Regions from separate parts of the Homo sapiens genome. Here region 2 is linked to region 1. Evidence: chromatin contacts called from ENCODE Hi-C or POLR2A ChIA-PET data. All regions are on one chromosome and are shown on one strand. Each heading gives the region's core, a stretch centred on a gene start or an enhancer-like site at or near the end of the contact. The rest is flanking DNA. Distances are from core to core; before and after follow the strand shown. Region 1 overlaps TMEM131 (transmembrane protein 131). Region 2 overlaps INPP4A (inositol polyphosphate-4-phosphatase type I A).

Evidence for each region. A loop is a pair of places that touch in the nucleus more often than their neighbours do. ChIA-PET counts read pairs that join two places held with the same protein, here RNA polymerase II (POLR2A). Pooled maps may share reads with other maps.
Region 2: a loop to region 1 is called in a map with no recorded cell type, with 2.1 times the contacts of the local background. The contact joins two enhancer-like sites. A Hi-C loop is called at or near these places in 2 of 37 single-sample maps with no recorded cell type and 1 of 50 pooled maps. POLR2A ChIA-PET finds 5 or more read pairs at or near these places in 2 of 52 experiments (GM10248 and activated T-cell).

The regions. Positions count from the first base shown.
Region 1 is chr2:97,954,599-97,961,044 of GRCh38, reverse strand. The region is part of intron 1 of TMEM131 (transmembrane protein 131); the gene reads left to right. Among named protein-coding and RNA genes, the nearest start is that of TMEM131, 38 kb to the left of the region's middle. RefSeq lists an enhancer at 3,131-3,210. Within about 2 kb of position 3,109, at least 3 of the 41 ENCODE cell types and tissues checked have a DNase peak (open chromatin) inside an H3K27ac peak, as active enhancers do.
Region 2 is chr2:98,457,793-98,464,238 of GRCh38, reverse strand. All of the region lies in intron 1 of INPP4A (inositol polyphosphate-4-phosphatase type I A), which reads right to left. Among named protein-coding and RNA genes, the nearest start is that of INPP4A, 16 kb to the right of the region's middle. RefSeq lists enhancers at 194-243, 430-945, 3,459-3,518. Within about 2 kb of position 3,203, at least 13 of the 41 ENCODE cell types and tissues checked have a DNase peak (open chromatin) inside an H3K27ac peak, as active enhancers do.

The sequences.
Region 1 (6,446 bases), core at 1,860-4,359:
TAATAAGTGTTCATAATCGCTGAGGAAGTTCTTTCTATTGGCTTACTGGTAATTTTCATCATGAATTGGTGAATTTTATCAAATTCTTTTTCTCTATATTAAGATGGTGAAGTAACTAGTTTTTCTTTTTTTAGAATGTTAATATGGTAAAATACATTACTTTTTAAAAATGTAAACCATCCTTGCTTTTCTGGTATTAACTCTGTTTGGATGTTATATATTACTCATTTTTACATATTGCTGGACTCAATTTGGTAAAACACCTTTAAGCATTTTTTATGTCTGCATTAATGAAGTCTGTTGGTTTTAGTTTTTGTATGCTATTTTTATTTCTGGTGTTGGATTAATGCTGGTCTCATCAAATGAGTTGGGAAGGATTTTTCTTACAATGTTGAATCATTTTTATAGAATTAGTCTTATTTCTTTTAAGCCGTTTTAGCATCATTTGTTAGAATTAACCAGTGAAACCATCTAAGGCTCAGACAGGAAAACTGCAAAATGATACTGGATCATTTTGTGTCGTAAAGCAAACATGTGCTCCAGGACTAATGGAAACAAGTTAGAACAACACAAAAACTGGCTTGAAGGGATTCTCATTGGCCAAATTTGGAACATTTTGAACATCAAAAAAAAAAGTAATCAGTTATATTGGAAGAAAATATGAGTCCATAGTGATACTTAAACATGAAGAAGGTGGATGGAAATAAAAATGACATTACCAAAGAATGCCTTCTAGTAAATGTACAAGGAATGATTGAATTAGAAAGTTACCGTTTTACAACTGCCACTGTAATCATTGACTCAGGCAGGAATTGTCAATGGATGCTAAAAATTATTGGTAAAGATTATTGGGTATATGTGTACTATCTCAAAATTCTTTTTATGAATTATCTATTACAAAGGGAAAAATACATCTTTGTGATGCAAAGATCTGGTGGATACTACATTAAGCAAGTGATCCAATTTAATATCACCAGTAGTGACAAATTGAAATATCAGTCTCTTGTTAGGGTTGCATGTCATTTCTATATTATTCTTACCAAAAATATTTGCCCTGAATCTAATCATGAGGAAACAATAAAGCAAATCAAGATTGTGGGATATTCTGTAAAACACTAGGTCTTGATTCTCCAAAAATTATGTCATGAAAGACAAAAACTTTTGAGGGGGACTGTTGTAATTTAAAGGAGACTAAAGTGACAACCAAATATAATGCTGTAATGCATGATCCTTGATTGGATGCTGGACTGAAAAAAAAGGTTATAAAGGACATTTTGGGGTGGAAACTTAAATACCGACTGTATTTTTTAAATGTTATATGTCAGTATTAAAATGGTTGGCTGTGGTAATAAAATTGTGATTATGTAGGAGAATGTCTTTGTTCTTAAGGGATCTGTGCTGAAAGTATTTACTGGGAAGTGTTGTGGTGTCTGTAGCCTGCTTTCAAATGGTTTGACCATATATAGATACACACACACACACACACGCAGACATATATATATTTTTTTCTCATATATATGAGAGAGAGAGAAAGGGAGAATGTGCTGAAACAAATCTGATAAATACAGTTGTTTTAACTATTCTGTAGGTTAACCTTTTCTACAGTAAAAGGTGCGCCAAGAAAATACTTCCCTGTTTGAGAGTCAGGACCACAGTGGCTCTTCCAGGCCTTGACCATGGGGCTGAAGCAGTTGGTTCTTCAAACCTGTCCAGCTCTTCCCCACCTCCCCAGAGACACAGATGACCTTGTATCTTAGCTCATTGAAACAGACCCTCCAGCGTCAGCTCCTTCTATTTCTCCCTTCTTGTAACCTCAGTTTGTGTCTCCCCCCACGTTTCTTTACTTCAGTCTTCAGATAGAGCTTTTCTTCTCCTTTCTCTTCTCCTGTTTTCTTGACTTTCCAAGGCATCTACTTTAGAGTCTGGCTTCTCTCTGCCACTCAGAAACCTGTCTCAAGACTTACCAGTGGCTTCCAATTGGCCAACTCTGGTGGCTTATTTTCAAGTCTCTGCCCCTCTGTCCTCTTCTTTTCTCTGTGGGATAGTCTTTGACACTGTTGAGCCCTTTCTTGGCTTCCATGACACATGCCCTCTTCTGTTCCTCTTGCTCATAAACCTCCACTGTCAGTGCTCCACTGCTGCTGGAGGGAGGTTCTGCCCGTAATAAGTTGCAGAGCTCAGCCCTCTACCATTTCTTCCTTGATTTTTGAAAGCTGAGAGCTTCAGTTTCGTCCCTCTGTTGGTGTCCCTTTCCCCAAGTTCAAGTACTGTCTTGGAACTGCCTGCTTCAGCATTTTTCCTTGCATAGCTCATTGTTAACTCAGATCCCATTTATCTGAAGTTGAATTAAGCCTTTCCTTTCTTCATATGCCCCTTCAAATCTGGTCACTTGCCCTAGGCGTAACAGGCATTTAAATCACCAGCCTTCAAAGCTTGTGGGTATCATAAAATGCAGACTCCCAGGCTCAGTCTCAGAGAATGCGATTCAGTATGTCTGAATGTAGGCCCAGAATCTACCTTTTGCTGAGTACCAAGGCATTTTAATGCAGTGGTCCAAGAACTCCACTTTGAGAACAGCTACTTTAATGATTGGTTTCAGGGTTTGTTACTGTTCTACTTCACCATGGGCTTTCTCTGTCTTCAGGAAGCTGCACCTGTTGGGAGATTATTCTAAGTATTGGAAGGTCGTTGAGAGACAGCCTGAGCTTGAGCTTTGTAGAGATGCAGACCTGATCTGTCCTCTCATCTCTGCCACTTGCCAGAAGTTTGACCTTGGGCAAATTACTGGAAAATGGGAAAAATAGCACACAACTTCCAGGGTTTGGTGTGGATGGTGGCTCAGCTTCTGCCCCCCTCTCCAGCCTCTTCTTAATTCTCTTCAATGCTCCCCAGATTTCAGACCTATGAAATGACTTATCTTCTTAAAGAACCATGATTTTTCATACCTCAAATTCCTTTGCACTGTTGTGCTTTCTGGTAGGAATGCCCTACCTTAACCTCCGTGTTCACCTGACTCTTCCTTCAGACGTAACCACTCCATAAACCCTTGTGGCTGAATTTGGTGGTTTCAGTGCACCTGGAGCACCCAGTACTTGATTTATTCGTCTGTGTCTCATCTCAGTGTATGAGTTCCTTGAGGAGGTCCAGCCTTAGCCGTTAGCACTGTGGTTATGTGCAGTAGCTTTTAGTTAAAAGTTATCTTTTTTTTTTTGGAATAATCAAGGCACCTACTATGACATTAGCTAATTGTATTTCAGAGGCCTAGTTTTGAAACTTTCATTATTTGTCAACATACTTGGCAGCCATGCCAGCAGGTATAAGCTTTCCCGCATGTTTTCAAAACAGGAAACTTTTGTCCTTTGGAATAGAAGTTCTAACACTTGAGCACATTTTTTTTTTTAAACTAATGTCTTGAAGAGGTAACTTGTTTCTTTTTTTAAGTTTAGGTTTGCCTCATCCCACAATGAGATCATGAAATAACCTTGCCTCTCCCCATCCTATGAGTTAGCTGGTACTTTCTGTTTATAGTCAGTGGTCAGCACCAAAATAGTATCCCTTGAATTTCAAAGCAAGCCAGGACAGACTAGAAGTACATTAAAATTTGTGCCTGGTTACTAGAGGGGGAAAAATAAAATATATAATGTTGTTTCATATGTATGTAGTCAAAAGTAAAACATGTGACTAAATAAATTTTAAAAATAATAAACTAAAATTCATAGTAATGCTAAAATTTAGTTTATGTAAATCATTAAGTACCAGGCACAACAAAATTTTTGTTTCTTTGCTTTTTGTTTTTATGTAAACATTATTGTGCTTAGAAGTTGCCAAATTTGGTGTCTTTCAATTTTTTTCCTTTTGGAATAAATGTGAACAAAGTCTCACATTTATTCAAACATTTAACTTCATTTTAAAAATTATTGCTGTAGGATAACTTTTTTTTTTTTTTTTGAGACGGAGTCTCACGCTGTCGCCCAGCCTGGAGTGCAGTGGCGCGATCTCGGCTTACTGCAACCTCCGCCTCCCGGGTTCAAGCTATTCTCCTGCCTCTGCCTCCTGAATAGCTGGGACTACAGGCACATGCCACCACACCGGCTAATTTTTGTATTTTTAGTACAGATGGGGTTTCACCATGTTGGCCAGGCTGGTCTCAAACTCCTGACCTCAGGTGATTGCCTGCCTCGGCCTCCCAAACTGCTGGGATTACAGCCGTGAGCCACCGTGCCCAGCCGCTGTTGGATAATTTTTTAACTTAAAATTTATGTCAGAGATGGAGAATAAACTATTAAAGACTAATAGAGAATAAAATTTTTGGACCATGTATTTACAAAAGTCATGTTTAGTAGTAAAAAAAAAATCTAGTTTACACTACTTAATGAAAAAAGAGAAATATTTTTAAATATATATAACACATTCTCACTTTGACATAAATTTTTCTCTTTTTACCCCAGTTACTACTATGCCCAAGAAAATTTTCCAAACTTTAAGTCTTTTTTTTCTTTTACCACTTTGGAGTATGACCTGTTATTTATAAACTTTCCTTGAAAAAAAATCGAAATTTTAATTTGTACCCTGAAACTTTGATCAAAGTAATAGGAGATCAATACCACATGAGTTAAAGAATGGAGTAAAAATATAATTGTTCTCTGTATAATCAAGAAATTATCTGATGGGCCATTGTAACTATTTCACATTTCCATTTAGCAAGTTGGTTCCGAGATACAAAAATATTTGGCACTTTTTGGCTTGTGGATGTCCAGTTGCTCTAGCACCATTTATTGAAAATTGAAAAAATTCCTCCAGTGGATTATTTTCATACTTGTATCAAAATCAATTGGGCATATTTGTGTGGCTCTCTTTCTGGGTCATCTGTTCTATTCCATTAGTCTGTGCATGTCATTTTGGCAATGTCACACTCTCTCAGGTACTCTATTACTAGAATAATACTACCCTTACTCTTACTCTACCTTAATATTGGGGAAAGTAATTTCTGTCACTTTTTCCTTATTTCTCAAGATTGTTTTGACTATTTTAGGGTGTGTACCTTTGCATGCAAATTTTAGAATAAGCTAGTTTGTGTGTATGAAATATGTTGCTGAGATATTGATAGGAATTGCATTAAACCTGTATATTAATTTGGGGAGAATTGACATTTTTCCTGTGTTAAGTACTCTATTATATATGTTCATTTATTTAGGTTTTCTTTTTTTAATCAGCATTTAAAATTTTTTAGTATATAGATCCTGTACATAGCTTTCACTTTCCGGAGTGATTGCAAGTATTTCACTTTCCAGAGTGATTGTAAATGGTGTTTTGTTTTTTATTTTTTGGTTTCCATATGTTCATTGTTAGTATATAGTGTCTTGTTTTTAACTTTTTGGTTTCCATATGTTCATTGTTAGTATATAGAAATGTTATTGATTTTTGTGTGTTAATCTTATATCCTGCTTCCTTGCTGAACTTACTTATTCTAGAAGTTTTAGATGATTTTCACAGGTTCCTTTGGATTTTCCATGTAAACGATCGTATCATTTGCCAATACGGACAATTTTATTCTTCCTTCCTGATCTGTATGCATTTTATTTTCCTTGCCTTATTGCAGTATCTTAGAATTTCTAGTACTGTGCTGAAAAAAAGTTGTGGATCACCTTTTCCCAGTCTTAGGGGAAAACCATTCTTTCACCATTAAGGTATAGATTTTTGCAGATGCTCTTTGTCAAGTAAAGGAAGTTCCAGTTTGTTCCTATTTTAGTGAGAATTTGTATCATGATGAGATGTTGGATTTTGTCAAATGATTTTTTTTGCATCAATTGACATGATCATATGATTTTGTTATTTATTAGTATATTTGATTCCATTAATTTTTTTTCAAATGTTGATTCAGTCTTGCATATTTCGGATAAATTCTGCTTATGGTGTGTAGTCCTTTTTCTATATTACTAGATTCAGTTTGCTGGTATTTGTTTGAGGGTTTTTGCATCTAACTTAATAAGGAATAGTGGTCTATAGTTTTAAAAAAATTTTGCAATGGTTTTGTCTAGCTTTGATGTCAAGAGTAATACACTAGCTTCATTAGATGAGTTGGGAAATGTTCTTTGTTTTTTTAAACTAGATTATGTAAAATTGGCCCTAATTCTTTTTAAAATGTTTGGTAAAATTTTCCAGTAAAGCCATTTTGGCCTGGGAATTTCTTTTTTGGAGATCTTTCTCTTTTTTAGTTTTTTTTTTTTTTTTTTTTTTTGAGATGGAGTTTCACTCTTGTCTCCCAGGCTGAAGTGCAATGCCGTGATCTCAGCTGACTGCAACCTCTGCCTCCCGGGTTCAAGCAATTCTCCTACCTCAGCCTCCTGAGTAGCTGGAACTACAGGCGCACGCCACCACGCCCAGCTAATTTTTTGTATTTTTAGTAGAGATGGGTTTTCACCATGTTGGTAAGGCTGGTCTCGAAC
Region 2 (6,446 bases), core at 1,954-4,453, 500 kb before region 1:
CCCTCTGCCCCATTTTGTTCGAGACTCAGGGCTGTGCTGTCCCAACCTTCCCCAGCCTGTGCAAGATTTGAAGACTGTCCCCTTCATCAAGCCACAGCAGCCCTCAGCCACAAAGAGCTCAGGGTGGAGCCTCAAAACCTCAAGAGTATCTTAAAGAAAAAATGAAGAAAAAGAAGAAGCCTATTCACTTCCTAAAAACAGCCATCTGCAGGCCCTCTGAGATATCTTTTTTGCACCCATTCTTCTACAAGCTTCTGCCAGCGCCAGGTTCACTGGGTGGAGACCGTGTACCCTAAGCCAACTGACTACTGACCACTATCAGGCAGGAGACAAGGGCTGTGCACGGAGCGAGCAGAGACTGGAGGAAAAGCTGCCTCAGCATTCCTCAGCCCCTGGCACCGCATGCAGCAGACCCTAGGGCTAACAGCTCACACCTACCAGACCTTCACTTGACCATGGACGCTCATGGCTCTGGTCTGCCCTAAATCCCGCACAGGGGCTTGTAAGCAGTCTCGCAGGCACATGCCTGTGAGCCCTCCGCAGGTGGCTACTACTTCCTGCTCTCCTACAGACAGACCCCAGGGCCAGCTCCACAAGTCAATTCCTTTGTGCCTGAAAACTACCTGCTGCGTGAGTGAATGAGAAGGGGCAGGTGTGCTCCCAGTTGGTAACTTTGCATCACCTCGCCTGTGATGAATGACCATGCCATATCACAGATTCAGAAACTGAAGACCACCAACCAACATGACTCCAAAATGTACGTGCAACGTGCTGCCCAGGCCGTTGCCTTCCCTCTGAGATGTAGAGCACCTTGGTTGGAACAGCTGAAATGCTGGGAGGGCATGGCCAGAACCAGCCTCAGCGAGACACCATCACAGCTGAAATGTAGACTTCCACACAAGCACTGTGTGTTCCTGGGCCTGGCTGTCATTAAGGTCCCTGCAGAACCATCTGCCCTTGCACCTGCAGCTTGAGTTGGCCGCTTGATAGGCCAGGCAGAGGAAAGCCCAACAGAGCCAATGTACCTGAAACTGGGGTCAAAAGCAGCTTTGACAAGCCTCACTCAGGATGCTACAGGTTAGTTTAAAATGTCTGTGGGCTGGGCGCGGTGGCTCACGTCTGTAATCCCAGCACTTTCGGAGGCCGAGGCGGGCAGATCATCTGAGGTCAGGAGTTCAAGACCAGCCTGGCCGACATGGTGAAACCCCGTTTCTACTAAAAATACAAAAATTAGCCGGATGTGATGGCACACACCTGTAATCCCAGCCACTTGGGAGGCTGAGGCAGGAGAATGGCTTGAACCCGGGAGGTGGAGGTTGCAGTGAGCCAAGATTGCAACAGAGCACGATTCTGTCTTGAATAAAAATTTTAAAAAATTAAAAATTAAAAATAAATAAAAAATAAAATGTCTGTGTGTTGGCTGGACATGGTGGATCACACCAGTAATCCCAGCACTTTGAAAAGCTGAGGCAGGTGGATTGCTTGAGCCCAGGAGTTCAATACCAGCCTAGGCAACATAGCCAAACCCACAAAAAAAAATTAAAAATTAGCCAGGCATGGTGGCATACACCTGTAGTCCCAGCTACTCAGGAGGCTAAAGTGGGAAGATCACTTGAGCCTGGAAGGCAGAGGCTGCAGTGAGCCATGATCCTGCCACTACACTCCAGTCTGGTTGACAGAGTGACACCCTGTCTCAAAAAAAAAACAATAATAATTAAAAAAATAAAAGGTCTGTGTGTAACTAGAAGGTAATATTTTATTTTATTTTTATCTATTTATTTATTTATTTTTGAGACAGAGTCTCCATCTGTTGCCCAGGCTAAAGTGCAGTGGCACGATCTCGGCTCACTGCAACCTCTGCCTCCCGGGTTCAAGCGATTCTCCTATCTCAGACTCCTGAGTAGCTAGGACTACAGGCGCCTGCCACCACGCCCAGCTAATTTTTTGTATTTTTAGTAGAGATGGGGTTTCACTGTGTTAGCCAGGATGGTCTCGATGTCCTGACCTCATGATCCGCCCACCTTGGCCTTCCAAAGTGCTGGGATCATAGGCGTGAGCCACCACGCCTGGCCACTAGAAGGTAATATTTTAGAGACATGTGCCTTACAAATAGTATCTAACCATTAACTGCCCATTTCCCAAAGAAAACCCTACAGGCCAGGTCATAATTGAAATAAACGGGCAGAAGCTTAAACACGTCGTCTAACCCCACCCTCTTTTTCCAGCTAGAATGATGCTCAATCCAGCCAGAGCCTAGGCCCAGACCTCAGAGCAAGGGGGGTGCAGCTTCCTTCACAAAACTAACGTATTAGTGTGAAGCACAGGCTGGAAAGAAGCTAACAGGCATCCAGAGAGCACTGGTTGAAGAATCTGCAGCACAGCCTGGCAGCAGGCCAGCATGCAGCTGGACAATGGAACACAAAACTCCTTGTGGGCCAGTGAAACCGTCAGAAGAGGCACACAGCGAGCACGCAGCATGGCACCAGGGATGTGGAAAACTGTCTCATGTCTGCACATGCAGGCCTGCTGGCATATACACAGCATAACTTCAGAAAAAAACCCAACAAGCACATGGCATTGGTGTCTTAAGGGAGGGGACATGGATGGCTAGAGGATAGGGTAGGAAACAGGCTTTACCACATATCCTGCTATATTTTACAATTTTTAAGCCATGAAAATGTTTGCCTATTAAAACATAAAATGTTATCAAATTTGTCAAACCAAGTTAAGTACAGGGAGGTTTTTGAGAAGTCTCTCCAAGAGACATTAGTGCACAGCCAATAAGGGGATGGAAGATTTCAAGGAGCCCTGCTCTGGGGCAGGCACCCCTGCAGGTGACAGAATCAAAGCTAGGCCCACACCTGTTGCTGGCAGTGACTGCCACGGCCTTGGCAATGAGCATCCCTTGCTCTCCGCCCTTCACTTCCTTCTTCTCTGACTTGTCTCCTTCCACTCTGTTTGCCTCCTCTGCCATGTCACTACATCATGTGGCATAGTGAAGTCTATATTCCAAGTCAGAGTCCCAGTTAGAGATGGAGGGTGGTGTGGCAGAACCATGAGCCAACCCCCGTCCCTGTAATCATCTCTCACTACCAAACCACCCCCTCGCCAGCTACTGGCTCACAGGCTTGACTGTGTCTTTTTGCACTGCACCCACTGTGCAGATACCCCATGAGGTCACGGGAAGGGCGTGGCTATGGAGAAGATGGAACCGGCTGCAGCTGCCCAGCCAGCTATTTCACACTGTAGGGAGAGCCCCTGAGACAATTAATACCATTTCTAGAAACCAGCATTTCTGGGTTTCTTTACACCCCAATGCTTCCTCTTCCTCATGGTGTTTCAGCACAGTGTTTCACAGGTGGATTAGAGGGGGCGCAGACGATTCTTCTCCAATGCTGGGTTTCATTTCTGTCATTTCACAGATAACAGCTTCACCCCTGACCCCATGGGTGCCAGGGACACCCTGCCCTGTGGTCTGCATTGTGGACATCCTGCAGCAGGACCCACTGCCACACAGCGCTGGGTGAGCCGCAGCATCCACAACTGTAAAGCCAACACAGAGCGGAGACAAGGAGGCCAAGTCGCGGCCCACAATCCCCTAAAACTGGTGGTTAGAGCACAGGCATTATTGTAAGAATTACTATGATCCAAGAAAGGGTCTCCCCAAACCATGAAAATGACTATGGAACTGCTTCTGTCACTTAAAGTAATGACACAAACAAAAAGAATGAAAGAGTCTTAAAAAAGTCTGACACCCTCCAGTGTGGGATGAATGAATTCCCAAACTTTACAAAAGGCCTGAAGGGGCTCGAGCCCCCCGGGTGATCTGGCCCTGCCTCTCCTGAGCCTCCTTCCTGATGCATTGCCCCAGTCCCTCCTCATTTATCTCTGAAGACCCCCAGGTTGAGCCACTGCCCTTCCATGACACATAACTCACCCTTCCCTGAGGCCCTGTGATGCTCCCCAAAACCCACAAGAGGAAGAGGCCACCTTTCCTGGGTGCCCCTACCCTACTAGGCTTCTCTGCACCCTTGCACCTATAATACCACACTTGCATATATGTGTACATGTATATGGGGAAAATTTTTACTTTTAATTTTAAACATACACACACACACACACACACACACACACACACGATGACCAAACCCAAAGGTGTGGCACCTTCTCACCCAGAAGTGGAAGCAGACCTAGGTTCCAGCCACCTGGACAAAAGGGCTTGTGTGCCAAGGATAAAAAAGGTCACTGCTGAGAACAGGCTTCTGCCTTTGACTCAGCAAACTGACAGTTCTGGTTTCTCCCTGAGAACTTACTGGGGCAGCAGCTGTGCAGTGGATTCTGGTCTCCCCTCCTTCTCCTCAGTTAGACTGAACCTCAACTTGACCTCAGGGAAGCAGGCTGTCTTCCCAAGAGAGGCTGAGGCTTTTCTTGCTACTTTGACAAGGACAGACTAGCTTTATTCATTCGTTCACTCAACAAACATTGATTATATGCCTATTTTGTGCCAGGCACAGTGGGGCACTCTGGACCTACAAAGAAAACCAAGCTATTGTCCCTGCCCTGAAGGATGCTTAAGTCTTATGACAGCCCAGATCCATGATGTTCGCAGGGTGTGTCCATAGAGAACTCTGGCAATCTTCACACTGTGAATGCCATTGTGGGACACAATGCCCCTGTAGCATGCAGTAAAGTAGAATCTAACACTTGAGCAACTTCTCCAGACCCTCAAGGAATTACTATTAACCAGTTGCACACCAAGGAGGAGAGGGTAAGAGGGCCTCCCAAACACGGACACAGGTGTCCCCCTCAGCACTCTGCACGCCAGCCCTCCAGGGTGTCCTGGTAGACTTTCTTACTTTCATGTTGTTTTTCCTTTTGGCTACTCAGCAGCGACCCCCTTCCTCCTAATAGCTCCCTGAACTCTACCCTCCCTTAGGCCACTCAACCAGGGTAGGGAGGAGTGGGCGGGAAACCAGGTGAGGCAATCAGAGTGCTGATTTTCCCAGGTGCAGGGACCACTGGTTTAGGGGCAAGCCCCTGGCCGAGGTCTACTCAGTGTCACTCCCACTCCTGGGCCAGTCCAGACCTGAACTATCCATCTTGTCTCATGAGTGAGCGGCATTTCCGAAGGACAAAGCTCTGCCTGAGCACTATGCAATCCTGACTTGGTGTCATATTCTGTGCTCCATGAATGCTCCAATCACACTGGTGGCAAATGTGGTAAAAGTCAGTCAAAATCAAGCACTTCGGGTGCCTTTGGGCGTGTGGTGGCTACCATCCTGACGGGTGTTAGCGGGCCACAAAGAGTGTGCTGAGAGCCACCTTCCACAGTCAGCCATGCTTTGAGAACTTCGCCTCCGCTGTACTTCTCTCCCTGCCATGATCCGCCGATGCTGCCTACCCGCTTAAGGTCTGGAGATGCAATGTGGAAATCAGAGCCACATCCCCCCTGGCCATGCCTCACTCTCTGCATACATGCTGCATACTTAGGGGTCCCAACACCTTTTGTTTCTCCTGGAAAAAAAATGTGCAGCATCCCATTCATTGGGCCAGAGTCTCACCCAGGATACCAGCAGAATGGGAAAGCAAGCCCCAAAAAACACACAGAACAGCACAGCCATGAAGGGGCAGGAAGGCATTTCTATGAAGTTCGGTGGTCAGCTCCCTCAAGTAAAATACTCCACTCTCAAAGAGGAAAAAAAATCTGAATGTTTTTATGGAGAAAGAACTGGCTAGCAAAACAATCTGGAAGATAATCACTAGGCTCAGGCATCACAGGCAGCAATGATTCATCTTGGGTACCAGGAAACGTGTTGTGTTCAGTTGCTGCCTATCCGTAGCCACTCCCAGGGTAGAGAAGGTGAGAAAGGGCTATTTGATGATTTTTTTTTTCTGAGGCAGAGGCAAGCCCCTGTCACCAAGACTGGAGTGCAGCGGTACAATCATAGCTCACTGCAACTTTGAACTCCTGGGCTGAAGCTATCCTCCTGCCTCAGCCTCCTGAGCAGCTGGGACTACAGATGTGTGTGCACCACCATGCCCAGCTAATTTTTTAATTTTTAGTAAAGATGAAGTTTCACTATTTTGCCCAGGCTCAAGCCTTGTTTAAACGTTAAGTTAGGCAGGGTGTGATGGCTCATGCTTGCAATCCAAGCACTTTCGGAGGTTAAGGCAGGAGGATCATTTGAGGCCAGGAGTTCCAGACCAGCCTGGGCAACATAACAAGACCTCATTTAAACAAAAAAAAAAAAAAAAAAAAATTTTTGTTTAATTAGCTGGGCACAGTGGCATATGCCTGTAGTCCTTGCTAATTGGGAGGCTGAGGTGGGAGAACTGCTTGAGCCCTAGAGTTTGAGGCTGCAGCGAGCTATGGCTGTCTACTACACTATAGCCTGGGCAACAGAGCGAGACCCCGTCTCTAAAATAAAATAAAACAAAAATAAGAG